Linked DNA regions of Homo sapiens: region 1 is linked to region 2. A link is an interaction called in ENCODE POLR2A ChIA-PET data of the cell type or tissue named here. Cell type or tissue: GM12878. All regions are shown on one strand. Links, peaks and the distances in the headings refer to the core of each region. The heading gives the core; the rest is flanking DNA. Region 1 holds the start of LOC105377492 (a long non-coding RNA gene). Region 2 has its middle 99 kb from the start of FBXW7-AS1.

The links. Peaks named below come from ENCODE experiments on the same cell type or tissue, not always from the same donor. Only the 100,000 strongest peaks of a DNase experiment are listed, where the experiment ranks them.
Region 1: POLR2A ChIA-PET joins it to region 2 with 7 read pairs; 2 of 35 experiments call an interaction of 5 or more read pairs at or near these places.

Annotation. Positions count from the first base shown.
Region 1 is chr4:152,302,449-152,317,658 of GRCh38, forward strand. LOC105377492 (a long non-coding RNA gene) reads right to left here and starts at 8,317. Exons shown (of 4, transcript XR_939354.3): 1 at 7,423-8,317. RefSeq lists an enhancer at 1,690-1,759. In GM12878, for the core only: no CTCF peak of the experiment used is centred there; a DNase peak (open chromatin) is centred at 7,878.
Region 2 is chr4:152,231,108-152,246,317 of GRCh38, forward strand. No RefSeq gene overlaps it. Among named protein-coding and RNA genes, the nearest start is that of FBXW7-AS1, 99 kb to the right of the region's middle. RefSeq lists a silencer at 12,756-12,942. In GM12878, for the core only: no CTCF peak of the experiment used is centred there; no DNase peak of the experiment used is centred there.

The DNA.
Region 1 (15,210 bases), core at 6,820-9,319, 74 kb after region 2:
TTCCTTAGGCTTAAAAAAAAATCAGTATCTCTTTTCTGTCCTAGGACCCCACATTACATTCTGTTATTACATTTTCTTGGGCTCCTCTTGGCTGTGCCAGTTTCCCAGACTTTCCTTGTTTCTGATGTCCTTGGCAGCTTTGGGGAGCACTGGTCAGGCATTTTGTAGAAACCCTCTGTTGGGATTTGTCTGATGCTTTTCTCATAATTAGACTGGGCTTAAAGGATTTTCAGACGAAGATCACAGAGGTAAAATGACATTTTAATCACATATCCGGGGCACATATTATCAATATGAATTATCACTGTTGATGCTGACTTTGATCACTGGGCTGAGGTAGTGTTTGTCTGGCTTCTTCACTTACAGAGTTACTCATTTTCCCCATCTTTTCCATGCTCCAGCCTTTGGACAGAAGTCCCTGTATGCAGCCCACACTTAAGGAGTGGAGAGACAGGCTCCACCTTACAAGATGGAGTATCTACATCAATTATTTGGAATTCTTCTGTTTGGGAGATTTGTCTCTTCTGTCCCATTCCGCTCATTTGTCTATGTCAGTATGAACTTAAGGATATTTATTTTATACTTTCAGTTATAATATAATTCTATCTTATTTTATTATTATTATTATTTTGCTCAAATTGTTCCAGCTTTGGCCATTGGGAGCTCTTCCAGTTGACATACCCCACAACTGGTGGGGAGAGGGTGTTTGTTTAGCTTTTTAAACATTTTTATTTATTTTTAGACCTTCCTTACTTTCTGGCAGTACAAGATAAGAGCCTTTTTAAAAATATTACAATTTTACATAAACATTTCAATTTTACATAAAAGTAAAGAAAATAGTATAAAGAAATCTCACATTCCAGTCCCTTAGGTCTAACAACTGCTAAAATTTTTTTGGTATATTCACATCATCTGTTTTTATTTTTATCTCTAACAAAGATTTTTAAAACATGTAACTATAAAAACTGCAATGTCACTATCACATCTCACAAAATAAACGCTAATTCCTAAATATCACCTATGATAAGTCATTGCTTAATCTTGGCTGACTGTTAAAAAAGGCATTTTTATAGTTGAGGTGGTGAAATCAGGTTTACACTGGATTTGGCTAATTGTATCTTCATGGTGTGATTTAAGATGTTCATCTATCTCCCATATTTCTTATAAACTAGAATTAGATCCAGGAGCTTGATTATATATCCCCCAAAGTTAAAAACGTTAATGAGGAAGCCTACACCCTGAATGAGACTTTGAGACTTTGTACTTTGAAGAAACTTCTCTCTCGTGGAAGTGAATGCCCTCCAGACCCTATGTTCAGGAAGAAGCAAGAGGCTTTAAGGCTGCCAGGAATTCACTGCTGATGATGCCCAGTGGAAATGTCAGGAGAAATGTAACCAGGCTCATATTTTATTAAGGTTGTGATTGTTGTTTGCGAGTGCTTTGGTTACCAAGTTCCATTGGTTTTTATGGACTGCCCCAACTCTATTTTTCCCATAAGCCCTATTATTTTTTAGCATGCCATTTTGTAGAACTCAGAGTTTTTAGCAATGTATATGTGATGTTAGAGCAGAAATGCCAATACATTTTTCTTGAAAAGAATAGAAGGCAGTCAGGTCAGTCCTGGAAATCTGAGAACGTTTGGTGTCTCTGTATGCAAGGCCCCTCTTGGCCTGTTTCCATTGCCACAGAGCCTGACAGTCCTCTTGAGGAACCCTTGGGTTGCAGCTCCCCCTCAGCACCTCCTCGTGGTCCACAGGGAGGGGTCCGGGCCTGGCAGGGCCTTGCCTCTGTTTGCAGCTTCTCTTGATTCTTCTGATTCTGCTTCATTTACTCCCATAGCCTCTGTCCCTGCACCAGGGCAGCAAGACCAGTTTCTTTTACAAAATGTTATGAGTCAGCTCCCTGCCCGTCCTCAGGACAGCAAATTGAGCTCCCTCATCTGCCGTGCAAGAAGGGCCTTTCGGAAATGTTAATTAATGATGAGGCCATGCATTGACAGACCAAGCTCAGGAAACAGCTCGTGCGTGCCAGGTGATTCTGTTCCCAGGCAAAACAGTAGACATACTGCTGCTTTGGGAGTTAGGGGGTTTTTTTAGTGATTCATTTGTAGTGCTGGGAGAAATGATTTTTCTTTTAGTTTTCTCTCTTTCTCTATTTTACTCTGTTCCCTGCCCCCCAATCAATTTTTCAACAAGTAATTCCAAAGTCTTGGTGCCAGGTGTCTTAGAGAGTGAGAAAATTAAGTTTTAACTAAAATGTATGTCTTACAAAACAAAGGAACAAACAAAATACACCTACTGGTGCTTTTAGAAAGAAGGCCACTGGGTGGATGATAGTTGCAAAATCAACAGAACTACGTTGTGTGACCGGGCCCTACATCACATCTTCCCACTTGGGTACCCCATCTCCTCCCTATTCCAAAGACCAGGGGGCACCACCAGATCCCCCTTGGAACATGGAGTCATGTAGACCGAGCCTGGCAGCGGGACTGCTCCCTCCTTCTTTGGGAGAGAGGCCCCTGGGAGCATCCCCACCTATCCTCCGGGCAGGGGAATTGGGTGGGTCTCAGGCTGCAGCTGGAGTTTTGTCACCAGGCCAGTGGTCACCTCACTGCACCATGTTATGTGATGGAAGAATTTCCACATCTGCAGGTGACTCTGGAGTGGTTTGTGCTATGTCCTTTCAGATTCCTTCTCGGCTACAGTTCCCACACATGAGGCTCCAGGAATGTTTTTGAGGTTCTTGACTCAAATAAGGTGGGAGTGCACACAGAGGGCCTCACTCCTCACTGCCCAGAACTCGAGATGACCGTGAGCTTCCTTCCATTCCTAACCCTCCTTCTTGGGATCCTTCTTTTAAAAATTTCCCCTGCTTTCCTGAATCCCTATTTCCTCCCATTTCTCTGAACATTCTACTCCCTTCCTCAGAAATCATGTCACAAGTTTCTTCTTGTATCTTACATATTCCCCAACTTCCAGAACTTCCTGGAACTGGACAAAGAGGAGGGCCAGCTTTAGTTTCCTGGGTAGAGGCCAATCTCCAATCTCCACCACCATCTGTTTGACGAGTCAAATGACAGACACACATTCAGCCTCTTTTGCTCATTGGTAAATTAGAGATAAAACTCACCCATTTCTCAGGCTTGCTGTAGTATCAAAAACTGGCTTGCTGAGAGGTGGCCATTATTACTACTGATGGTGCAAATGGAACACCATTTTAGTTTCAAAACGGTGTTTCCAGCCAGGTCAGCTGCCTAGCACCTTTCCCATAAAGTTGGACCTCAAGGCTGCAGGTCGAGGGCAACCTAAATGTGGTCAGCCTGCCGAGCCCCAACTCCCAGCCAGCTTGCAGGTTCCTCTCTTGGACCCTCCAGGAGCCTCCATACTGCAGCTACTCTCTCAGGGGTCTGTTCAGCCAATGATGGCTTCCAAAACCTCCCCCTTCAGACCAGACCCTAGGGCCTTCCCCTGCTCTGCAGAGTGAGAGAAGTGGGGTCCTAGGGCAAATGCCAGGCGGAGCTCTACAACCACCTTCCAGATCCAGATTCAAGGAAGGGCTTTCCCAACCTCTTTCCAAGTTCACTCCCACCTTTCTTTTTGTTTATTTTTTTGAGACAGGGTCTCGTTCTATCACCCAGGCTGGAATGCAGTGGGGCAATCACGACTCACTGCAACCTCCACTTCCTGGGCTCAGTGATCCTCCCATCTCGGCCCCTTGAGTAGCTGGGACTACAGGTGCAAGCCACCACGCCCGGCTAATTTTTTGTATTTTTTGTACAGACAGGGTTTCATCTTGTTGCCCAGGCTGGTCTCGAACTCCTGGACTTAAGTTATCCACCTGCCTCAGCCTCCCAAGGTGCTGAGATAACAGGTGTGAGCCACCGCCGCCAGCCATCCTGCCTTTTAACTGGCAAAGCCTGGGGATGGATAGTTGGAGGTGGCACAGAATGTGGCACGTGACAGTTCCACAGACTCAAACCAGCTCTCTCAGGTTTTCTAGCTCAGTTGAAAATAATCGTTTACAGGGTGGGATGGGGGAGCATTGGTATTTCATTCCTTACAAAGCTCCTGTTGGGGCTGGAGGGTCAGTCTACAATATGTCTGATGAGATTTATTGTCTTATGGGAGTCCAGTTCCTTTATCTGATTCCCAAAAGTTTTGCCTGAAACCCAGACCCTGTAATAAGACAGCCACCAGAGTGTGTCAGAAGTCACTGAGAACCACATTTCTTCAGAGTAGTTGGATTTGGGGAACAGGGAGTAATATTTTTTCCACAAATCAATTCTGCTGAAGGATGGTGTGCCCTCCCACCCTCTGAAATCCCAGGAAGCTTCTGTCATGTGCAGTAGCAATTCAGCGTCCACTTGGTAAAAATAGCTTTTTAATTTATTGACTGGCAAAATACTCTATTTATCAAACCATTCTGGGTTCTTCTAAAGATAAAATGGAGGTAAAACCCAAAAGGAAAATTAAAGCTTTAATGCAGTCTTGCAGACTTCTGCTTCATTTCATTGTAAATTGCGTGCAATAAAACATAGCATCGGCAGCCTGCATAAAGCAGCTGTATAATTTTCTTTTGTGCAGGGAACTAATTCTGAAGACTTCTCACCTAAGAGAAGGCTTACGATGGTGGATGACTCCCGTACACTAATTATGTCTTCCTTTATTTCTTTGGCTTGAACTCTTAATTTGCTTACAGTTTAATGAACATCAGTTCTTGCTGAGAAATATCTAAGTACCTGGGAGATTGAACACTTAGGCAGTCAAATGCTCTCACTCCCAACACTAATCTTCAAACCCTCTGCATTCTAAACAGACTTCTAAAGGAGAGTGGCTCTTTAAAGGCTTGTGAATCACTTTTGAGCAGTAACTGTACACTTAAATTAAAAGCCATGATCTGGCAGGAGACTTGGGTTGTGCTTTAAAAAAAGAAAAGAAAAGGCTTTCCTAGTTCAGGTACAAGGCATGAATTGCTGGTTTCTATCATTGCCTGATGCAAAAACCATGAATTGTATAGCTGTTTGTTTCCCTGACTTTGGTCTTCCCAAGAGTTTCTCCAAAAAGGCTTAGTTACTTTCTGCAGGTGTTTTCCCTTTATCTCTGAGAATTTAGAAACTGAGGAGCTGGAGAAGCAGGGAGGGGGTTTCCAACCTGGACCTTGCCTCTCATTTCCAAGGTCTCTTTCCTTTAACACTTCACTCCTGGAATGGTGATGCTGAGCTTACTTTGATGGCAGATAATTTCAATATATATCATTACAATTAATGGCCATTATGTGCTTCACTTGCCATGACTTCTCAAATTTCAGTATTTGAGATGAAGGACCATTCAGATCAGCACCGGAGGGTGAATGTACAGATTCTGGTTCAGCAGGTCTGGAACAGGACCCAAGAGCCTGCATTTCCAAGCAGCTCTCTGGTGAGGGTGCTGCTGCCGCAGGACACTCTGAGTAGTAAGAACGAAGCTCTGTACCTGGATAGTCTGAGTTCTTCTTCATTATGGCGTCTGAGGTAGTACTCTTACAGATGAGGCCACCGATGTGCAAAAACAGGAAGTAATGTACCTGAGGTCAACGAGCTGTAAACGGCAGAGTCTGAAATTGATTCCGTTCCATTTGATTCCAAAGCCTGAGAATACAACCCCTGCACATTGCTCCTGCATTTTTCAGTAGGTGCTCTTGTGAAAAGGAAGACATGAAATGAATTGGTTCATTGCTCTTAATCCAGAATATTCTGTGGGTAGTCCTTGTTAAAGCCAATAAGCCATCTCTTAATTTACCACCATTGTCAATCAAGGTTTGTGTCCAGCTGGGCATCACTGTGTTGCCATAGGAGAACCCAACCTCGACAAGCGCTGAGTAGCCAATGTAGGCTGGCCCAGTGCTCCTGGCAAGGTAAGGGAGGAATCAGTGTGACGGAGATCTCTGGTCACATCTCTCTAATGCTTTCAGCACTCCCCAAGGAAGCCATTTTCTCTCTGATGACGTTGGGTCAGATTACTCAGAAGTGGATTGTAAACGGACAAGGAAACTTTTGCACTTCACTTGAGAATTTCAAATGGCACAATGTGTTGCTTCTTCATTTGGGTGAAATAATTCACTTTTTTCTAACACTGCACATTTAAGTCAGGGCCCTAAAGAGAGGAGCAACAGCACATGGTGGTTAAATGTGTCCACACTGGAGCCAGAATGTCTGGGTTCAAACCCTGGCTTAGCTAGCTGCTATGGACTTGGGTGATTTACATAACCTTTCTGTGCCTCTGTTTTCTCGCCTGAAAAGGAGAGGATGATAACAATATTCCCCTCATAGGCTTACTGTGAGGATTACAGAATTTATACATGTGAGGTCCCTTGCCATGGGATAGCACCTCAAAAACGTGAGCTGCCATTATTAACAGGAAGCTGGAACAGCCTTGCGGAGAGTGCTCCCTGAAATGTGGGCGATGTTTCTTTCTTCTATACCTATAGCCCCAGGAGCTAATTTTACTGATTCTTTACAATAGGGAATAATGGGAAAATAAACTTCTGCAAAGAATTGACACTATAAGTAGTCCAAAGCAGAGAGAGAGAAAAATGTATACGTGACTGTTAGCACTTTTATGGATGATGCTTCTGTTTACACGTTGAGTCTTGAGGCTATTTAAATTAAGACCTTCTGCTTTGACTACAGCTGTGTGCACAGGCGATGTTTGCTGAGCCCAGTTCCTGTGCTATCATTGCAGGACTGAAATGCAAACATACTTGTAAAGAGGAAACACACTTTTATTTCCTAAGGGCCCTCTAATCAAGGCAAAAGCTATTACTTGATCGCATAATTAACCTTAGGAATAGAAGTGTAAACAGCACAATTCATGAATTTGTTAATTGGTCTTCCCTGCTACTGATATTAGCCCAAGTTGATCTGTTGTTCTCCTCTGTTGATTATCTTAAATAGGAAGTTTTCTAATTTGGATTTCTCCAGGGTAAGCAAGGGAAAAGAGTGAAGTAAGATATTTTTAACAGATTGAGAATATTCTGTAATTTTTTTTTCTTCGAGGTGGACACAACTGGAGGGAAGATACTATATATGTTATCAGATTTGGACCTCTTTCCAGATTTCCATTCTGTGCAGTGATTAGCCACATATCTGGCTTTCCCCCAACCTCACCCCCCAGGCAGTGAATACATAAAACAACCAGTAATGTTTCATAGGCAGCCATGCTTCCTGGACTCTGAATCTCAGTCTAATTTGGTTCTAATTTATTTTCCCCATTGCAATGACTCCTTAGCTGAGCGGAAATAAACAGAAACACTGGGGGGTTGTGTAGACTCAGGTCCTGCAGGTGGAGAACATGTGTGTGTGTGTGTATTAGTCTGGGGTGGGGAGGCTTTGAGGAATATAGTACCGAGATCCCTCTCCCATGAATTTTAAAGAATTGTACTCACCAACCAGGAAACTTGAATTCTGAGAAAAGTGGACATGGTACATCTGTAGTAGGAACTTGGGCCAAGTTCCAGAAACAGCCAATCAACACTTCAGAGATTCTTTCATTCTTTCATTGGAGTCCCTCATTATGACACCTAGTTATTCAATTAAATTAGACCTTAAGCCTCTAAGGGCTGCTTTAATTTAAAAAAAAAATTCACTGAGGGTAGTGATACTAGGCCTGATTTATTCACACATACCTAAAAATATTTGCAGAGACATCTGAGCAATCATCACTGACGAATTCAGAAAATTAAGAAGCTGCCCACTTCAACCAACAGGCAACTTCAGTTAAGAAGGAATGGTTAAAAAGCCCTTAACAAAGAGAAACTTGCTAGTGGTCTCTCTAGCTGCTTTGAAACCTTAAGGAATCTTGCTGGGTAAGAGTCTAGGTCACCAAGCGGAAAGCCACAGTGAAACATATACAAATGAATAGCCCGTGGCTATGGGATTCAAACACCACAAACCACCAAGTGCAGAGACATGGAATGTCTGTGGTTTGGGGGCCTTCTGGCAAAACAGGATGTGTTCAGAAGGATCAGGTGGCAGCAGTCTGTCATTTAGACCTTAGGACTTAGCCTGGAGAGCTGAGCTGACACAGGGAGCCCCCCAGGCTGACTGCCATGCCTGTGGGTGGGCCTCTGAGGCTCTCACTGGCTCTAGGCCTTTAGAGAGAGCAGCCAGGGCAGATGATTTCATGGGCAATGTCTCTGACTGTCTTGGGCAGATTTGGAAAGTCAGGAGTAACTCACAGTGATGGCACACCCTGTCACAGCTGGGCTGCGGACCAATGTACACCCAGACCAATTCACACTGCACACTTCCAGGTATGAAAGACCTTTGGTCATCATGGGAATTATGAACTCACCCTAAGGATTCCATGCAGTGGGACTAATAGAGGTGCACAGAAGTCCTTCCAACTCATTGCTTCTGCTCTTCTATGGACCCCACTCTGGCCTTTTTGAAATTTTGATCTAGAATTTCAAGGGAAAAAATAGAGTCCCAGAAGGGATACTCTGAACTTCACTTTATAAAAAGTTCAGTCATTTTCATTTTACTGAAAAGCATTTCCATGTGGAGAAAACACTTAAGATACCTGGTGGGAGAATCTGGAAATAAACCCCAATGAAAGTTAGGAGGAGGTGATGGGAAAACAGGTTGGAGAGGGGAGAGGGCACTTATATCCTTGAGGATCCCCAAGTGGCTGGTCCTCTTGATATAAGATGCATGGGGTTACAGCTCAGTTTATCCATCTGCACATGCTCAAATCAGAACCTGAAGTCAAAAGCTCTGGATTCTGCTAGTTCCAGATCTTAATATATGATGGTTTCCACCTTGAGACTGATGAATGCTGCTAACAGTGATATTATCAAGTACTTTTTATTAAGAACTCATGAGCCAGAGACTATGCTAAGCACATTACCTACATCATCTGTTCAGTCTTCAGCAGCCTGATGAGGTTAGGACTATTATTGTGCCTGTTTTACAGATGAAACAAGAGACCAGAGAACTGAGGTAATTTGCCCACACATGGATTCCATCCTAGCCTCTATCTAGCTATACAACTCCTCCAGGAAGAGCACCCCTAAGGCCCTCTTTGTGACATGAGACTGACTAGATAGATCATTCTTGTTGATGGATTCTACTGGCATGGGTAAAGAAAGGTCACTATTTCTGAAATCTGCCATACTGACTTTTTTTTGCAGAGGGTGTTGGGGGAACTTGCTTTAAAAAATATATTTCTAGCAAAGTAATGCAAATACTCAAAGTATATAAAAATGCTATAACCCTCCACTTTCCCCCCAACCATAGAGGCAAATATTTTTAACTTTTAGCTAACTCTTCTGATATATACATATATATATGTCCCATCTTTATATAATATGTGCACCTTATTTTTTCATTTTAGACATTAATAACTTCTAATTATGGTAGATGAGGATTTAACTCTCCCTCTACTATCCTCTCCCCCCCACTGATGTTTTAGCAATCATAATCATAGTATTTACATTTTTATGGCTACATAAATATAGTTTAGTATAGTTTCTAGGGCTAACTAGTATACTATGTTTTTAAACATACTTTTAAAAATTAATAATTGCCTTATTTTTATCTGTTGCATAGCTTTTTATATGTTGAACCGTAAAAAATTTCTAAGTGTACCATCAGCTGTTCGGAACGCTGAGACTTTTTTTCTCTAAAAGCTCTGGCATGATAATAAGATGATTATCATTTCCTTTTGTACGCTTGGGATGTTTCTTCCATTACTTTCCCTGCTTACACCTCAACTGCTAGTTCTTGAATTCAAATGCCCACCTACCATCCTAGAACTCCCTTCACCCATCTCCTGTGTTAAAATCCCTATTTTCTGCCACGTTTTTCTTGATTGTGGTTTGTTGGACCACATATTCATTTCAGAAAGAAAAGGTTTCTGAGAGGGAGTGCTTTGTGTCCTTCCATGCTGAAAATGTCTTTATTCTCCCTCCCACTTGATTATTTGGCTGGTGTAAATTCTAAATTGAAAATACTTTGCCTGTACAATTTCGAAGACTTTGTCTTCTATTATAGCATCCAATGTTGCTATTGAGAAGTCCAAAATTCCAATTCTTATTTTATTTAACCCCGACTTTTCTCTCCACAAGTTTTTAGGAAGGTCTTTTTAGCCTAGGTGCTTCAAAATTTCATAATGATGAACATGGATGGGCAGTTTTTTTTCATTCATTTATTCAAAGGGCACCCAGTGGGTCCTTGTCATCTAGGGGTTTTCTGTCATCCAATTCTGTTCATTTTTCTTGCAGTTAAAAACATTCTATTCTTTGTTTTCTATTTTCTGTTTTGGACACCCTGTTATTTGAATGTCAGATGTCCCAGACTGATCCTCTAAGTTTTTAATATTTTTTCTACTAATTTCCATCTCTTCCTTTAACTTTTGTTTGATTTCCTCAATTTTTATTTTCAGTTTAAGGTTTTCTTATGAAATTTCCATTATATTTTAGTTTTCATGAGCTCTTTTAAAAATTGTATCCTAGGCAGGGCAAAGTGGTTCACACCCATAATCCCAGCACTTTGGGAGGCCAAGGTGGATGGATCATTTGAGCCAAGTTTGAGACCAGCCTGGGCAACATGGTGAAACCCTGTCTCTAGAAAAAAATTAAAAATTAGCCAGGTGTGGTGGCATGAGTAGTCCTAGTTACTCAGGAGGCTGAGGTGGGAAGAACACCTGAGCCTGGGGAGGTCGAGGCTGCAGTGAGCTGAGATTTTGCCACTGCACTCCAGCCTGGGGGAGAGAGTGAGACTGTGTCTTAAAAAAAAAAAATGTATTCTGTTCCCATATTATAAGATGCAGTATCTTTTTGAGGGTATAAAACTTTCTTTCTCAAAGTTTATTTCATGAGTTTTTGGCTTACTTAGTCTTTTAAATCAGAGTCTTTTCTCAAACGTTCTTTGATTCTTGACTATCTGTTCATATTTTAGAGACAGATGCTAAAAAGTGAATAGGAAGCTCTGTATGGTTGGGGCTCTTAGAATGAGAAATTTCTCCTCTGATTGGGTAGGGAGCCAGCAGTTTCACTGAAGGAGTCCTCCAATAAAATGCCAGTATCTAGAGACTTTTTCTCTCAGGTTGTTCACTTCTCTGGGAAAGAATCCTCTGGTATATTTCAGACTGTTGGCATTCTGGGAGAGGGTTAGGGAGAATGTAATCTCCATTTTTGTTTCTGAGCCTCTTCTGTGCCTGTGTGCTCAGTGCAAGGTGGGGTGAAGTGGGTAGTGGGATAGGGGGTAACACAGAGGTGGTCCCCTGGCTGAGAAAAGGATGTAGGGCTCCAATCATTCCATGTGTTCTCCTTTTCAGCTAGTCCCCCAGTTTTCAGCTCCTGTCTTACCTTTGCCTTTCACAGAAAAGGAATTAGCTTGCTTCTCATTTGTATCCCCCTTTCTGGGCACATTAGATTGTAGCTTTTATACTCTACTCAACTAGAGTAATCCACTCCTACATCTGTCTTCCTACATCCAAAGTTGATGAAATCTTTTGTCTACTCGATTCTCTTCTCCTGCTTCCTTTCTGGGGTACTGATTTTTAGATTTCTCAATTGAAATAGGTTCTTTGGAGAGAAAGAAATAATTTGTCATTTTAGACTGGATTGCATTTTTTTTTTTTTTGAGACAGAGTTTCTCTCTTGTTGTCCAGGCAGTGATGTGATCTCGGCTCACTGCAACCTCCACCTCCCGAGGTCAAGCGATTCTCCTGGCTCAGCCTCCCGAGTAGCTGGGATTACAGGCACCTACCACCATGCCCTGCTAATTTTTGTATTTTTAGTATTAATGGGGTTTCACCACATTGGCCAGGCTGGTCTTGAACTCCTGACCTCAGGTGTTCTACCTGCCTTGGCCTCCCAAAGTGCTGGATTACAGGCATGAGCCACTGCACCCAGCTGGGATTGCATATTGCCTTCTAACAGGGGAGACTACTGTCTTAGGTTCCCGGCACATTTTGGGAGGCAGTTCAAGCATTGCGTCCTGGAAATTTTACAGATTTCCTCTTCCAGATAAACTTTGAAATAGTAACCTGAAACATAGTTACCGATATCTTGTTAGTGGTAGTAATAATAACAAAGATGGCTAGTATTCATTAAACACATAATTAGGTCAGTACTGTACCAGATGCTTTATGTTATTTCATGTAACATTCACAACAGTTTCTTTTTTACAGATGATGAAAGAGGTTCAGAAAGATTTTAAAATCCTTTCGGAGTTGCATGAGCGGCTGAGATGGAATTTGAACTCAACTGTCTTCCTCATTCCTGATTCATAATAAAATAATAATAATAGCTGCAACATTTATTGAGAATTTGCTAGGTATCAGTGTAAGTTCTACATGGTCCTGACTTTCCTGACAATACAGCATACAAGCTTGCTCCTTCACTTGCCTAGTTGTCTTTAGAACACAAGTACATCAATGGTGAATTTATTTATTTTTAACGTTTTTTATGTAACGAAAGTATCCATCTTCTGTAGAAACAGCATTTCTTTCCTCCTGAATTATCTGGTAGTAGTCTTTCTTTTAATAATATGCAATTTTACCTACTTTTCCTAAAATTTCATTACTAAGGAGATGGCTTAGAGTAGGTTCTTTCTTCTTAGGCAACTCACTCTCTTTTGTTTCTGCAGTTGAAAAAAAGCAGGAGGGGATTCACACAGCCAAACCATACCAGGAATCTACTACACATTTTTTCTTCAGGCCTCCCCTGTTGAAAACCAGGCACTTGCTTGAATAGCTTTATGTCAGCTTCTAGTTTGACAGGTCAAGGCTGAGGACTACATCATTTTCTGGCATGACCTATGAGATACTACGTGTTCCTGTATTTTCAAGGCAGTTGTGAATCAATATATAACATAGTGGTTAAGAGGTTGGGTTCTGGAACCTCAATGCCCGGGTTTAAATCCCAGTTTCTCCAAGTTTCGTTTTGTTTTGTTGACACACGGTCTTGCCCTGTCACCCAGGCTGTAGTGCAGTGGCACAACGACAGCTCACTGCAGCCTCAACCTCCCATGCTCAAGATATTCTCCCACCTCAGCCTCCCAAGTGGCTGGGACTACAGATGCGTGCCACCATACCAGGCTAATTTTTCTATTTTTTGTAGAGATGGGGTTTCACCATATTGCTCAGGCTGGTCTTGAACTCCTGGATGGTCCTCCTGCCTTGGCTTCCCAAAGTGCTGGGATTACAGGTGTGAGCCACTGCACATGCCAGCCCCCCTTTTTTTCCTCTTGTGTCCTTGAGCAAGTTACTTGGTATCTTTGTGTCTCAGTTTTCTTATCTGTAAAATGAGACTTTGTATTAATAATAATAGTAAGCCATGGGATAGTTGAGAATATTAATAATTTAAAAATATTTAGAGCCATGCTAAGTGTTAAGTGCACAATGGCAGTTAGCTACGATAGTTTATTACAGGTAATAACAACAAACAACTCTTTAACAAATACTATGTGCCAGGCACTATGCCATACATGGTCTTACGTAGTCCTCATAATGTTTCCTCATTTATAGATGGGGTAAAACACAGAAGTTGAGACAGGCAGACATGGATTCATGTTGAAACTGATGAAGCTAATCTTGAGGCCCTCATTTAACAGATCCCTGGGAGAGCTAGGGGTTGCTGGGAGTTGTAGTATTTCAGGTGGGCAAGAGAAGCCAGGCTGCAATCTGAAGCATTTCTGATAATTGCCTAAAGAGATCTTATTTGGTGGCTCACGCCTGTAATCCTAACACTTTGGAAGACCAAGGCGGGTGGATTACCTGAGCCTGAGCTCACTTTGAGATCACCATGGGGGCAACATAGTGAAGCCTTGTCTCTACTAAAATACAAAAAATTAGCCGGACTTAGTGGTACACGCCTGTAATTCCAGCTACTCGGGAGGCTGATGCAGGAGAATTGCTTGAACCCAGGAGGTGGAGGTTGCAGTTAGCCGAGATTCAAGATTGCATCACTACACTCCAGCCTGGGCCACAGAGCGAGACTCTGTCTCAAAAAAAAAAAAAAAAAAAAAAAAAAAATCTCAGAAGGATCTGCATTTCCTAGGCTTCTAGGCTTCAGTAATTTATCATCTTTCTCATTCTAAATGTTTATTTTTGGATCTAATTGTATTTTTTTTTAAGAGAGTCCTTAAGTTTGTAAGCTTTAGGCTCCCGAAACCCAGATCCAACCCTGACCAGAGATGTATGCAGTTTTACTCTTTATACCATACTGTGTTCTTGCTGGATGTATTTAAGCTATTCAAACTCCCTTTAAAGGAGTGGAGAGCATACTCAAATTGAAAGACTTAGTTTTTCCAACTACATTTAGTAAGGAGTAAGGGTCTGATGAATCCTTAGTGGCTGTAACTAAGTTTAAAAAGCCCTGCAAATAACCTTCCCCTCTAGGTGAGTAGCAGGGTTTAATGTCTCTTTTATAATTGATTAACCTCCTGGAAAAGGGTAAATTGGCAATATACTTTTGTGGTCTATTACATTTGAATCTTTGATTTGCAAGTGGCTTCAAAATAATTTTACTTGCAGAGCACGGCCGCTGAAGCAAAACAGAATCCAAACAGCCTTCACAGGTTTTGCCATCACAGATATTCCAAAGGAAAGAATGAAACATCAAAATGTCCATTCAGTGGCTCCTTGTCCTTAAGAATCCTGGGGAGAAACAGATCATCTGAAATAGAAACTCTGCTATTTTTATACCCAATTGCAAATTGGGAAGTTGCCAGGCTTTTTGTCTCAGCAATGAGTCTTCCTAGGAACTGGATCTAGAATTTGTTTATACTTCACGCTCTGGTGAAAGGTGCATTCTGAATCCTTTCAGCTTCTGATGCTTTTCCTTTCCCTGAAGAACCCTTGAAATTTTTTGTCTCATTCAACCTAGAAAGAGAAGGTGGCAGGGTACAAAGTTGGCAAGAACCTCACTCATTTGGGCATCACTAGTATTAACTGAATGGATAGGACATGTTGGTTAGTCAACAATGACAGATCTTGCTATGTTGTCTGCAATTCAAAGCAATGACTAGGCACTCCCCCAAAAAGGAGCTGGGTGCAGCTACTTTGGATCTAACTTCATATCCATCTCCTGGGCAGCAGAAAATGCCCAAATCAAAAATTATGCATCAACTTTTCAAATTACCATATGGTTGCTTGATGCAGGGCTCCAGGAACATTATGCACACACATTCTCTTCAGACATAGAGACCACTAATCTATCATGGAG
Region 2 (15,210 bases), core at 4,492-6,991:
ACCTTGGCCTCCCAATGTGCTGGGATTACAGGCATGAGCCACTGCACCCAGCCATAATATTACATTTTCAAGGCTTTCCTAAGAGGTAGAGATGGCGGCAAGTACGTGCCATCACCTGCTTTCCTCCTTGCCCCCATCTTGGTTACCCCAGGAGCACTCTGTCACTGTGGATGTGCCTAATTCAGCCTAGCATGGCTGATTGCAGAGTTGTGGTTGGTGCTAATGAATATTGCTTTCATTTCTGTCAGCCCAGAGCACTTGTATCTAAAGAGACCCTCATATCATGGTGGTATTCCCATTCTCCCAGATAGGTACTTATTTTAGGGGTTAAAAAAAAATCTTTGTTTTCTTGTACCTTTTTAAAATGTAGAGTTGAAAAGCTACTCATCTTTATTTCCTATTCCCAGGAAGCCTGCTTTATAAACTTGAGGAGAGGGGGTTTCATGTACTTTTCTATTAGAAAAGGTATTACTTTGCCTTGAAATAATTTTCTGAAGAATCATTTGGGATTTTTTTATAGCTATGATGTACTTCTCATTTCTTAATTTCCTTCTCGAGCATGTATCTGTTTTGATCTTTGATTTCCTTTAAACTTACAGTGAGGTAAATGTATTCTCTTACCACCACCTTTGATGCATCCCAAATTATACCCCTTGGAATTGCTTCAGTATTATTCATTTCAAAATGGTTTCTCAACATTTCTTGAATTTCATTTATACAGGTAAAGTCTTTAAGCAAAAGGTTATTTTGGGGCCAGTGCTCACAGAATCCTGAGCCTACTCAGCCTCCTGAGATGATTTCCTTTGGAAGCAACCCAGGAAAGAATTCAGGCTGAGAGCTACAAAGCACAGCAAAATGGGCAGAGAATTAAATATATATATTGGAATGCATTTGCATTTAAAAACTAGAGTGGAATTCCTGATTTTTTCCCAAAGACCTATTAGATTGATATGTTTGTTTATTTCATAATTTAATCTTTCAATTGCAGATTTAATATCCAATTAAACCCCCCTTTTAAAATAACACTGGCTTCAGAGGCAAATTAGCATGTTAAGAAAAGAAGCGTGCTCATCATTTGAAGTCTGTATAGAGCTCAAGCAACGACAGTCGACCTCACTAAAAAGATGATTTCCAGTAGCCAAGTAGATGATTGGTGAAGTAATTATGTTATTTAGGGCCCTTCTCCAGTGCTGAAAGATGAATCACATTTGCATAGGTAAAAACAAAGACTCAAATGGGAGAAAATAAACCAAAGTTGTTTTGCAGAAACAAAGAAAAATAATGCTCAGTGGTGTCTCTTTCGGAAACATTTTCCTTCTGCTGCCAATCTATGCAGGCTGGAACCCAAATCCTCAGTGGAGCATTGAGTATGAAATCTGGGCATGTCTCTGAGGTTCCAGGTCCCCACAGAGTAGCTGCAGCATCATTGTAACACTCAGTGACAGAAGCTAAGTTTTAAAAGACAATAAATTGTACATCTGTGATCATAGCAGCATTATTCACACTAGCCAAAACATGGAAGCAACCCAAGTACGCATCAATGAATAAATGGATAAACAGAATGTAATGTACATATACAATGCACTGTTATTCGTCCCTAAAAAGGAAATAAACTGTGGCACAGGCTACAACATGAATGAACCTTGGGGACAGTATGTGAAGTGAAATAAACTGATTGCAAAGGACAAATACTGGGCAATTTCACTTAAATGAGGTACCTAGAGTAGTCAAATTCATTGAGACAGAAAATGCAGTGATCATCAGGGCTGGAGAGAGGAGGAAATGATGAGTTACTGTTTAACGGGTACAGTTTTGCAAGATGAAAGGGTTCTGGGGAGGGACAGAGGTAATGGTTGCACCCTAATGTAGATGTACTTAATGCTGCTGAACTGTTCAAAATGGTCACCATGATAAAGTCTATGTTACTTTTATTTTATAATTTTTAAAAATTGGTTAAAAAGACAATTAAAATTGTAGGATTTTGGCCAGGCTTGGTGGCTCACATCTGTAATCCCAGCACTTTGGGAGGCCAAGGCTGGTGGATCACTTGAGGTCAGGAGTTCAAGACCAGCCTGGCCAACATGGTGAAACTCCATCTCTACTAAAAAATACAAAAGTTAGCCGCTGTGGTGGTGTGCGCTTGTAATCCCAGCTACTTGGGAGGCTGAGGCAGTAGAATCGCTTGAACCCAGGAGGCAGAGGTTGCAGTGAGTCGAGATCATGCCATTGCACTCCAGCCTGGGCAACAGAGTGAGATTACGTCTCCAAAAAAAAAAAAAAAAAAAAAAATAGGATTTAAACAAATGGACAGCCCCTCTAAGGTGTCACTGAGAAGCACCACACATATACAGGCTCCCCAAAATACCTATACACCCCACGTATTTCCTTTTCAGTTGTGTTGACAGACATTCCCAGCATCACTCTATTGCTTGAGGTCAGGACCAGCTTTAAGGGGGCACAAGCAGTGCAGTTGCACGTGGCCCCACATTTGGGATTAGGGCTCTGTGGTTGTGGTCACCATCTTGAAATTCTTAATCACTTTATTTGTGAATTCGTATTTTGTAAGTGAAATCCAATGGGACAATGGAGCATACATTGGGGTCTTTGGCTGACACATGGTCCAGCCTCCTGCTGACACCCTGGGATAGTTCTCAGTACCCATCTCCTTCCATAGCCCAAAGACCCAGGGCTGCCCTTGGCCCCCAGCAGGCTGGCAGCTCTACACTTTGCCAGGGGTGCCTCAGTGGGGGCAAGTCTCTGGCCTACCCCTGATCCAGGCACATAGCTGTCCTGGTACAGAGGTTGCAATATTCTTGGAGGTCATTTGTGCTTGTGAGGCTGACTCTGAGGGACTTTCCTGCCCTTGACCTGGAAATGGCTGGTTGATGCAGCAGCTGGTGGGAAGAAGGAATGGGACAGACATTAAGCCCCATGTGCCCTGAATGGTGGGGGAGAGCCCGGGCCTTCCTTGAGGGTGTGCACTCTCCCTGCAAGTAACCCTGTGCCTGGGCGAGTGTTGGTCCAGGCCCACTCCACCACTCGGGGAGCCTCTCTTCCTCCTTCCAACCTTGCAGACTCCGGCTTGTGTTTGTTTGTTCTAGCTAGCTGGAGGCACCTCCAGGGACAAGCCAAGAACTATGAATCGAGTAAATCCAGTGATTCTGCATACAAGTCAAATGCTCATATTTTCATTTAAAAGAGGTATTATACAATGTAAAGATGAAAGGTAAAACTCATGCTAATAATTTGAATTTTAATTTTTCTTTACTTAGAATGACATTAAAAAGCAAATAAAAAACAACATGACAAATGAAGAGAGAAACCGCAGAAGGTAGGAAAAAGCTTTATATTTTAGCACCTTTAACAGCACTTCTTTCCTGATTTTTGAATTGTGTGCCATGCCCAACAAATTATGTCACTGGTCCCGTTTTGGGGTTAGCATTATCTCTAGAAGACCCATTAGGATACCAGTGTGCTCTCTTAAGGCAGGAGTCGGTAAACTTTTTCTGTAAAGGGCCAGAGAGAGTATTTCAACATTGTAGGTTTTCCTAGTCATACAGTCTTTATCTTGACTACTTAACTCCCCCATCAGAGCGCAGAAACAGCCATGGACATTATGTAAATGCCAAGGCATAGCTATGTTTCAATAAAACTTTATTTACAAATAGATGAGGCCATGGGCCATCATTTGCCAACTTCTGTCTTGAGGGGAAGAAAGACCATTCATGTCTCCTCTCAACCCCAGTGACAACTCAGCGAGGGTCCATCTCAGAAGGTAGGCATAGGGCCTCTCCCCAGTAGGAGATGAAGACCAGTCCTCACTCAAAAGTTTTGTTTTAGCAAGAATAACCTGGAAAACTCTGAAAAAAGAAGAGCATAGTTTGAAGCATCCATAATTCAAACACTGTGGTATTGGCACATGACTGGACAGAAGGCACAATGGACAGAAATAGGCCCAGTTACATGTGGAACTGTATATATATATGATAAGGTGCTATCGCATATCAAGAAGGAGGAGTTGGACTTTTTAGTAAGTGATGTTGGGTTAACTGAAAGGCCATATAGAAAATATAAAGTTGAATTTTTTCTTCACCCAGTCACAGTAAGATAAATTTCAAATGGGTCAAAAATTTAAAGGTAAATAAAAATGAAACCATATACATATTAAAATAAAATATGGATGAATTCTCTTATAACATGGGAATGGGAAAACCCATCCTAACTATGACTCAAAATTCAGATGAAATAAGGAACAGATGAATAAATCATTACTTATCAACTTAAAATAACAAAACACTTTTGTATGGTGAGAAGCCACGTAAGCAAAGTAAAAAAGAAAGAAAATGAGTGACAAACTAAAAAAAAATTTGCAATGAATTTAAAATGTAGGATTGATTAACTAAATACTCTGTAGTCCTGAATTTGAATTAGAAGTATCAGCAAGAACTCAAAGTATATTTTATCTTTAAAATATAAGCTACAGACTGGGGAAAATATGTGCAAAAAACATATTTGATAAAGGACTATTATTTAAAATATACAAAGAACTCTTAAAACTCGATGATAACAAACAACCCCATTAAACGACGGACCAAAGACCTTAACAGACACCTCACTAAAGAAGATACACAGATGGCAAATAAGCATATGGAAAGATGTTCCCCATCATACGTCATCAGGGAACTGAAAATTAAAGCAACAATGAGATACTACTACGCACTCATTAGAATGGCCAAAATCCTAACACTGACAATACCAAAGGCTGGTAAAAATGTGGTGCAACAGAAATTCTCAACAGGATCTTCGCATTCCCTGCTGGTGGGAATGCAAAATGGTACAGCCACTTTGGAAGACAGTTTGGCAGTTTCTAACAAAGCTAAACATACTCTTACCAATCTCTGTCCCTTCTGCTCAATTTTTCTGAGAACATAAAACTGCTCTTTAAAAAAAAAAACCTCTTTTTAAAAATTAAAAAATAGATTGAAAAAATGCATATTTACTCTGAAAAAGCCCAGAAATAAAAACCAACCCTGTACCACTGAATATTCCTAGCGTCCAGATTGTGGTCTTTAAATGCCATTTCCACTAAAAGGAACCAGGGGGAATAACTGATTTCTCCAAGAGAAAAAGCTAATTCCAGGTCTAGGGTAGGAACTGTACAAGATGAGCCTGGGACATCTTGTTATATCAGACAGCACGCAAGACATCAAAGACCACTGGAGCCAGGTCAAAAGAACCCAGGAGCCAACTTGCAGAGGCTCCCCAGAGACAAAAGTGGAATAATATGGCCATCAGTATGGAAAAAAAAACTGCAGTGGATTGAAACACACCAAATATGTTTAAATCCCTGAATCCAGAATAATACTTGAGAAAGAAACTCATTGATCACATTTAATGGATCAACAAACAACTAGGGAACCAGCAAACAACTTTGAACCAAGCATTTATCTTGCCTTTCCTGCATGAATTACATCTCAACATTTCAGGATAACTAGACCACTGATAAAATGTTCGAATTTAGAAAATATGTGTTAATAAATGAAGAGGGAATAATAGAATTAGGAATGATCATCAGTGGCTGCTGACATTGCAAAAAGGGAGACAAAAAGTCATTATGTGCCTCTTGTGGGAGGTGCACAATGTCATCTTTAAAGTGTTGCCAAAATGTTGAACCTGAATCTTATTGAGACTTCATTCTAGATCGAAAAACCAATTTTAAAAAAAATACAATGGATAAAATTACATTTTAAGTACATCATAAAGATGTAGTCAGCAAAATCTTGACTGTGGAATACTTTGAAGATGAAATAAAGTTTAGATCAAAGACTAAACTGCAAGGAAAAGAGGGAGAGAATGAAAGAGGAGGAGGAAGAAAAGAAGGAGACAGTCTTTTTTTTTTTTTTTTTTTTTTTTTGAGATAGTCTCGCTCTGTCACCCAGACTGGAATGCAGTGACGCGATCTCGGCTCACTGCAAGCTCCGCCTCCCGGGTTCACACCATTCTCCTGCCTCAGCCTCCTGAGTAGCTGGGACTACCCCGCCACCACACCCGGCTAATTTTTTGTATTTTTAGTACAGACGGGGTTTCACCATGTTAGCCAGGCTGGTCTCGATCTCCTGACCTCGTGATCCGCCCGCCTTGGCCTCCCAAAAGTGCTGGGATTACAGGCGCGAGCCACCGCGCCTGACCGAGACATTCTTAAAAATTGAAACAGTTAAGCAACATATCAGCCTTTATAAGGTGTTGGGCTTATTTGAAATAGGCTTCCAAAAAATGAACTATAAAAATCACTGGGCCGGGTGCAGTGGCTCATACCTGTAATCCCAATACTTCGGGCAGCCAAGGTGTGGGGATCTCTTGAGTTCCAGAGTTTGAGGCTAGCGGGGGCAACATAGTGAGACCCTGTTTCTACAAAAAATAAAAAAATTAGCCAGGCATGGTGGTGTGTGCCTGTGGTCGCAGCTACTTGTGAGACTGAGGTAGGAGGATCACTTGTTTCCGGAAGGTTAAGGCTGCAGCAAGCTATGATCACAGCACTGCCCTTCAGCCTGGGCAACAGAACAAGACCTTGTCTCAAAAAAAGAAAAATATTGATAAGACAATTGGGGAAATTGGGAACACCGGATAGTTAGTAATATTAAGGAATTGTTGTTAATTTCATTTCATTGTAAAGATAGTACTTCGGTTATATTTTAAAATAATTCTTTTATTTTAGAAATACACACAACAATATTTGTGTTATATTGTGATATCTTAGATTAGCTTCCAAATCCACATGAAAGAAGAGGAGGCAAGAGAAATAATGTGAAACAAGAGTGGTCCTGAGTTGATCATGCTTGGATCTGTTATGGATATGTGTGAATTCATTGTTCCACTTTCTCTACTTTTGTATATGTTGGAAATTTTCCATGATAAGACACTTTTTTTCAAGTTTTGTTTCCTTTTGTGAAGAAATGGCTTTGAGGAGTTTTGGTTGTTTGCCTACAGCAGAAGCATGCAACAAGCACTTAATGAGCACCTACCACATACATAGCTTAGGGAGACCACCTGCATACTTCAATAGGTCAAAGGACACAAAGTAGCAGAGACATAGGATGAACAAGCCCAGAGATCTGATGTTCAACATGAGCACTAAAGGTAATAATATTGTATTGTATTTGTGATTTTTGCCAAATGAGTAGATTTTAGCTGCTCTTGCCACAAATACACACACACACACACACACACACACACACAATGAGTAACTATGCGAGATGATAAATATGGTAACTTGCTTCACTATAGTAACCATTTTACTCTCTATATGTATCCCATGATATCATGTTGAATACCTTAAATATGCATAATAAAATTTATTTTTTAAAAATAGTTCAGGTGGAAGAGAATGTAGTATTGTGGTGGCAGGGGAAAAATGGAAAAGAGGGGATGTTTATTAGGAAAAAATACGAGCCACTGTGAAATCGAGGCAGGCTCCAACAAAGAAACATTCAGATATGTTTTCTTTAATGTCCTTGGATGGACCTATGAAAAAGCCAGTTGTCTAAAAGGACAATAGATTTCTCTATTTGAATGGAAGTTTAAGTTCTTTGAATTCTATTAGAATTAAATACCTTGAGAATTTACATTTTTAAAATTCATTTATGATCAGAAACCAAACATTCTATTACAGTTTACAAGGTCTGCACTGTTACCTGGAAAATAATGGATAAACAAATTCCTTGCAGAATAATTAACAATGCTCCATATTGCTGCTGCCACAGAAGAGTCTTGACCTTTATCTTACCTATGTATTTATTCTACTCCTGCTGTCTTCCAGCAGCCCATGCTGGGCTTGAGGCTTGAAGTGGTCCCTTATGAGGACACAGGAAGAGCCCATACTCAAGTCAAGCTGCCTCAAGGCACGGGGTCTGTCAAAGTATGGAAAGACTGTGTGTGGAGTTGGAAAACCATCTGAACCAGAACTGCACCCAGAATTAACAAGATCCTTGGTTTCTCTCCAACTGACCCTGTTTTCTCCACATGGAGGCTCTCTTCTTCACTCCCCTGACCTTCCTCTTCTTTCCCTTGGCTTCTGTCCAGTCTTAACTTGCACAAGGATCATGAGAGCCCCTTCAGATCCAGTTCTATCTCATCCCTTTGCAGTTCCACCATGGTGGTGTTTAGTTTCAGTTACTGAGTGAAGAAATACAATTGGTCCAGCCTGTCTTCCATGTCATTGCAAAGCCTAAGGACTGCCCCTGGTCAAAGGCCTATGCATGTCCTATCAGCTGTGGCCTAGGGAGGAGGTGAGCTGAGTCACATAGCACAAAACATGGCTGCCTGTAACTGCCCCTTGAGCAGGGCCTGTGGATGGGGCAGAGTCTCTTAGAAGGGGCCCCAAGAAGTCTAGTACTGTGTAGATTTCTAATATATCCTGCCAGCTTTGAGCTGACTGCTACTAATTTTTATAGGAGTCTCAAAACCAGTTTGGGCCTCCATTTACCAAACCCCAAATTCTAACTCATCTCAAGTGAAGGAGATTTAGGATTTGGCAGCCTACTCAGTGCAACTTACCAGGAAATAACCTTAGGCCCCAGGAATAAAACTATTTTCAACTTCTGCCACCCTCTCAGCTCCTTAGAAGACACAAACAGAACCGATTACCATCTTGGCCACTAGGGAAAATGCTTAGGGTGAAGGGGTAAGTTTTGTTACTGCTGATATTTATCAGTGTTGAAGCTATCAATAATTATATGACTAGCAATTGTTTGCCAAACATTTGTGATATGATAGGCAGTGTTCCTAGAGCTCTTACATAGGCCGCCACATTTAATCCTCCCAACAATAGGTCTCTCTCTACTTGACAGATGAGTAAACTGAGGCTTAGAGAGGCTGAGTAATTTGTCTGAGGTCACACAGCTATGAAGTAGCACATCTAGAATCTGAATCTTGAACTGATTCCTTAATCAATATGTTATGTTGTCCTCTGTGCTGGATTCTATCACTGCTGCCTTGCGACCTCTGGTCATGTCACTTAACTCCACTGGCCCTCATCATATCTTCAGTAAAAAGGGCCCATCTTTTAATCATTGAAATATTTTTCCCAACTTGTTTGGACATGGTTAAGTGCCCAAGCTGCAGTCTCAGAGTGACCCGACTCATTCTGGGAACAAATGTCCCTGATTTAGCAAACTCATTCAATGGCTACATATTCTGATAAGGGGGTCTTGGCCTGCACAGCATGCAAATGCATTTCAAAATGAACTCATTTATGATTGCTTTAAGAAAAACTCCAACATAATGAGTTTCTGTGGCTTTATTTACAAAAAGGGAACTTTCAGACTCTGCAATTACCCAAAGCAGTAAAGCAGCAAAGAAAGCCAGCATGTTAAATAATAATTGCAAATGTTATATAAATGAGAGTGGTTTGATTGAATTTATTAGATATGTGTTGCTGGCATTTTAAGATATAAAGCATTTATCACAAAATGATGATTTCTTCACTTAAGCTCATTAGGAAATCACACATCAATTCACACATAATTACAGGGGAATTTCTGCTGCTCCCCACAAATCATTACCATGTTAGCTGAAGTCGAATTGGTTTTTCCATGATTTGGAAAGATGAGTTCTCAACAGGAACCCATAGAGAGAGGAGCTACACTTCCCTGGGGTCCCCACATCCTTGAATCAGTCAGAGGAAAGAGTGGCCTAAGGACTTTACTACAAAAGGCTAGGACTAGTCCCAAGCAAGAGCTGAGGCTTTCTCTCCATCAGAATCTCGGCATGTGGATCACCCTGCTTCGATAGATGATGAGTTAAGAGTCTAGAGATATTACTTGCACCGGACAAGTGATGACCACGATTTGAGAGAAAATTGGAAGTAGGAGTGAGAGAAGAGAAAAAAAAATGAAGGGGGCATAAATATAAGTTTATAAAATGTGTTCAATGTGAGTGTTATTTATAGTTAATGAGCAAGATACAAGGCTGCCAAGTGGCCATGAACCAACCAAGAGGAAGAACAGTCTTTTGATACTCCTATAGTTGGCAGATAATGGCTTCAGATTTTCTTAATATGCATCTTGTAAAATGTAAACTTACTGGCCATTCAAAAGTGTCCTTCCTTGCAAGACTGACTCTCATCTTTCTTTCCTTTCCCTATATATGAGACAAATTAATTATACAAGGAAGTCATAGGAGAGACAGGGTGGGAGACAGAATAAGGAAAAGGACATATGAGAGCAGTGAGTGGTTATTAGAAGTAAAGAAAAATGGAGCTTTAGCTAGCATGAATCACTGGTCTATTTCCTTAATATATAAAGAGCTCTTATGAATCGATAAGAAAAAAAGCCAACAATTCATAGAAAAATGGGCAAAGATCATGAAAAGGTAACTGACAAAGAAAGAAATGCAAATGACTTTCCAACACAGATAAGATACTCAATCTCATTTAAAATTAAATAACCAAGTTAAAACAATAATGAGCTACAACTTTTAACCTATCAAGTTGATAAAAATCAAAAAAGTTAGATAATATACCATGTTAGTAAGAAAACACTCATATAACTGGTGAAGTTTCATGTGCAACAACTTCTCTGGGGAGTAAAATTTGTCAGTGTATATCAAATTTTTAAATAAACATACACTTTGACCCAACAAGTCCACTTCTATAAATTTATTCCATGGCTATATTTACACATGTTGGACAATTTACATGGGGATATTTATTGTAGTATTACAATAGCAAGAGAATGGAAAAACCTAAATTGTCCAACAATTAGAAAATAAAGAATGCCATGTAACAATTAATAAAAGAATAAGATAGGCTTATTTGTATGTATTGAGAAATAACAATCTCCTAGAAATAAAACAAAGTTTTAGAAAAGCAAGGAAAGTGTATAATATACTAACATTTATATAAAAGCAAAAGGATATAGATGTATATGTATACATATGAATATAGAACATATTCATATATAGAATATATGAAAATACAAAGAACGCTTTTCCTATGGAGAACTGGTAATAGAATTTGTTATCATTGCCCATGCCAGACCAGCATTAGAAATTATAGAATTTATTTAATATAATTCTGAAGGTTTTTTATATTTCTCTATTAGAAAAATAATCTTTGAAATTTAAACTCATGTGTGTGTATGTGTGTGTGTACATACACATGCATTTGCATGCTTATAAACAGTATATTTCTGGAAGGACACTAAAGAAAGTGTGGTGGTCTCTGAGAAACAAGGGGGTCGGGGGCTTTGGAATTAGAAATTTTTTTACTGTAAGTTAATTCATAGTATTAGGCTTTTTTTTTTTAACCAAGTTACTATATTACATTTTTAAATCAAAAACCAGACGTATGGGTTGGGGGTGGGGGGACTCTTTGTGATATAAATAGAAATGAGGTCTGTGAGAATCATTTAAACCAAAGAAAAATCACAAGTTAGGTTCTTGGGAGCAGAGAAGCATCATCTTGAGAAGAAAGACTGTCAAATGGAGGAGGCAGCCCTGACACTGGACATCACACATCGTCGCTGGACACATGTGGGTTTCTATTACTCTGTTTCTAAAACAGGGGAAGTGGTGGAGGAGAATACATTCTCAGAGGCCCCCTTCCCTGCCTCTCAGGAGATGTTTTAAGGGTGATGGAACTATTATATGACATGCTTCCTAATGGCTTTTTTACAGTATGTCTTCTCAGGAAAGATGTAAGAGATAAATGACAGACATCAGTATTAAAACTCCCCTTCAGAGAGCAAACCACCATTTGGAGGGAAACTGCTTTGGAAAGCGAGTGAACTTTTTCTGGAAATTAATGCAAGTCAAAAATCTTCAAAGAAAGATTTTAATTGAAAACTCAAGACCTTTTCCTATAGATAGTTCTGGGAGCTGGAATTTCTCTTCAGTTTGCCTTGGGCTTCATAAGACATTTGGGGTCCTGGATCCCGTATCTCCACCAGCAGCACAGAGCCAGTAGTTTACAGAGCATGGCCATTTGTCCTGGGTCCTGCTGGGAAGTCACAGACAAAATACCCTGAAGCCCCCAAGCCCTTCAGTGCTCTGAAAGTCTGCTGTGAATAAGAACACCACACTTCCTGGACTTTACCTGACTCCTGGGTACCAGAACTTGAGTCTCCCTCAGGTGTCCTGGAAGTACTCAAGGTTGTGAGTGATTTTGCCTTAATTCCAAGGGGAATGAATGCTGGCTAGTGCTTGCCATTTCAGAGCTGCTGGAGGCTAGTTAAGAAAACAGAACCAGAGTTTTTTAAAAAACTGTGCTGAGACCAGGCAGTTCAGGGCATTTTCTCGTGAATGAGCTTTGCACAATCAGCTCAGGAAGTTGCTAGCCTAGGATCTGAACTGCTCAAATCCAAAATTTGCTAGCCTAATAGCCAATAAAAAAAAACCAAAAGAGAGGGGGAAAAATACATGCAGTGTCTTCTTGAAGGATTAGCTGAAGAATTATACCAATTTTTTTTTTAATGCTCAAATCTCCAGACAAGTGAGAGTACGAAAGAGATTCTCTTGTTAAGAATGAAAAGGGGGAAAGAATTCACCTCTCCTTTCAGGTGTAGAAGGAGGAAAGCAATGAATAGAAAAGGGAAATGGTTTCCTCCTTTTTGGGAAAGAATAGTATTAACCTTCAAGTAACTGCAGAGGTTGTCGGAGCTTATACAAGGAAACTCTTCAGAAAGACAGAAACATGAATCATGGGTCGTTTTATCTCCACTTTAAAGCACTCGAACATTCAAATTCCCTAAAGAAAAGAGAGCGGGTGGGGCAAATGATCCAATCTACTGGATTTATTAATATCCCCAGCGCCAGCCCAGGAGGATCCTTAGTTTCTGCTAGTGACACTAGCCGTGTTTTTTCCTGAGGTTGAGTCACAGTTTCCCTAGTCATGGGGTTGAGGTCACTGGAGAGGGGACGTGGGAGCCATTCTGGGTGTGCTTTTATTTTTAATAGACTAGTGAGAAGTTGGCAGGACCCGTTACAGGAAGTCACGTGCTGGAACAGAGGTGCTTGATGCCGGGAGTTTGATGAGTGTCTGAAGAATGTTCTGTTAACAATATGAAGGCTCCAGATGGCAAACTGGGAAGGAGCAATCCACTAAGTGCACTTAGAAAGGCCGTGTGCAGTTGCCCAGTACAGTACCAGGTCAGTGAAGAAATAGGAGTGGATGGGAAGTGGCTGGCTCGCCTTGGTGATATATGAAGGATTATGGGGCAGAAGTCTTATCATAGGAATTTATTTTCTCTGGGAAAGGGCTGATGCATTTCCTTTTCCAGCAACATACATCAGGGCCTGACATTTATTTGACATTCTCCCATCAGATATTCATGAACACATAGCCTGAGCTGAACATTGTATTTGCAATTGCATGGCAAATGCGATGGACAAGGCCCCTTCCCTCGGGCAGCTTGCAGGCCTGGGCATGGTACCCACAAGAAAGAGATGACTGCATATTGTGTGGCGAGGACCACAAGGAGGGGAAGCATTGATGTCTGGGGCCATAAGAGGGGTACTTGGGTGTCAAAAAGGAGTCTTGGAAAAAGAAGCAGTCGGCTCTAGCAATACAAAGGGAGAAGGGGCCCAGGTAGAGAAGGCAGGTTGTATAAGGACCAGCAGCAAGGGACAGAAACAGAGGCCCCTCCATTTCCTTGCCTTGTCTATCTTTCTCTTTCTCCTCTCACTCCTTTCAAATCTTGACTCCACACCCTTCAGAACTCACCCAACCCTGCTCCTCTCTGCCCATACCATGCCCTGTCAGCTCCTTGCCCAGCAGTTCCAGCTGCAGGCTGCCCTGATCCAGTCTGATGCTCTGGCACCGGATCTGATGCCAGCCCCAGGCTCAGTCCTGGTTGCAGCTGACGTTCCCTCTCCTCTTTCTTCTTCTCCCCTCCTTTACCCTCTCCCTCTCAATGAAAAACATGAAGAGGATTGTGAGGGGCAAGTAAGTAGAAAGGGGCAGGTGAAATGCAGCCCATGAATGGTTTATACCAGGAGCAGCAGTAAAAACAAAAAATCCTTAACTTCAAACCAGTCCTTCACAGAGAAACTGAAGTGCAATTTCATCTTGCCTCACCTCATCTTAAGTGCTCATGGGTGAGACCAAGGAGCTGACAGAAAAGGAGAAAAGTTTAATTTTTCTGCATACTAGCAAATGTCCATTTTGAATGGCTTTTCATTAAATTACCTAAATACTTCTGTTTTCCATCATAGATCCTTGGACACACGATCTTTTCAACAGAACCCTAGTGGACTTTAATCATGGTTTTATACCTTCATATCTTTTTATTTCCATAGTGCCTAACCTACTTGATAAACTATTTTTTAATGAATGAATGGCTTAAATTGTTTTTGGGTTGAGCTTGAACTTACTTAAAGGCAAAACCCAAAAAGAAAACCTGTCTCATCTAGGCAAGGTTAATGTAGTTTGTAGATATCACAAATGGTTTTCGTTACCCAGAAAATAAAAAAAGGGTGAGCCTCAACTTCTGTAACTGGCAGCTCATCAGATCAATACTCAGCTATTCACTAAGAACATCCAAATAATGTCAATAAAGCAAACTTTGCCTAAAGGTATTTGTCTATTAAGACTCTCCAAGATTGTATTTATGTGTCAGAAACAGAGCAGTGGGAGAGAAGGAAAGAAATACTTTCTGGAGCCAAAGTCTGAGCTGATCACGTAGGATCATCTTACTGCTCATTCTTGGGACTTCACCCCTCCCTTTGCCTCCTGCCTAAAATGCCTATCACTTTGCACAGATTTGCAAGTCAACCCACCAGATCCTCCCCACAGCCTAATTTGCTATGATGTATACTTAATAGAATTTGGATCTGGGACTTCATCCAAAATCATCACAAGAAGGACCAGAAAAATCTCATTAGGACATTCACACCCATGATACAAGCCCATGACAAGAGTCCCAAGACTCCAAGCATTTTTATATTTGAGAATTCAGTGTCTCAAATGGTTGTCAGTAGAAGGCTATCCTTGTTGGTTGCTTATTTCACCTTTCCATGCTTTTTGCAGAAGCTAAAAGATCATATAGTAAACTTGTATATTGTAAGACTCTTAGGAACCCCTAAATTCATAATCTCCCTCGAAAACCCAATGGCCAGTAGGCAACAACAATGCAGACTTAAGATGTGGATGCTGGGCAGCAAGGCTGGCTCCCTCACTAGCCAGAGGGACGTTCATCCACATCAGCGCCTGAGTGA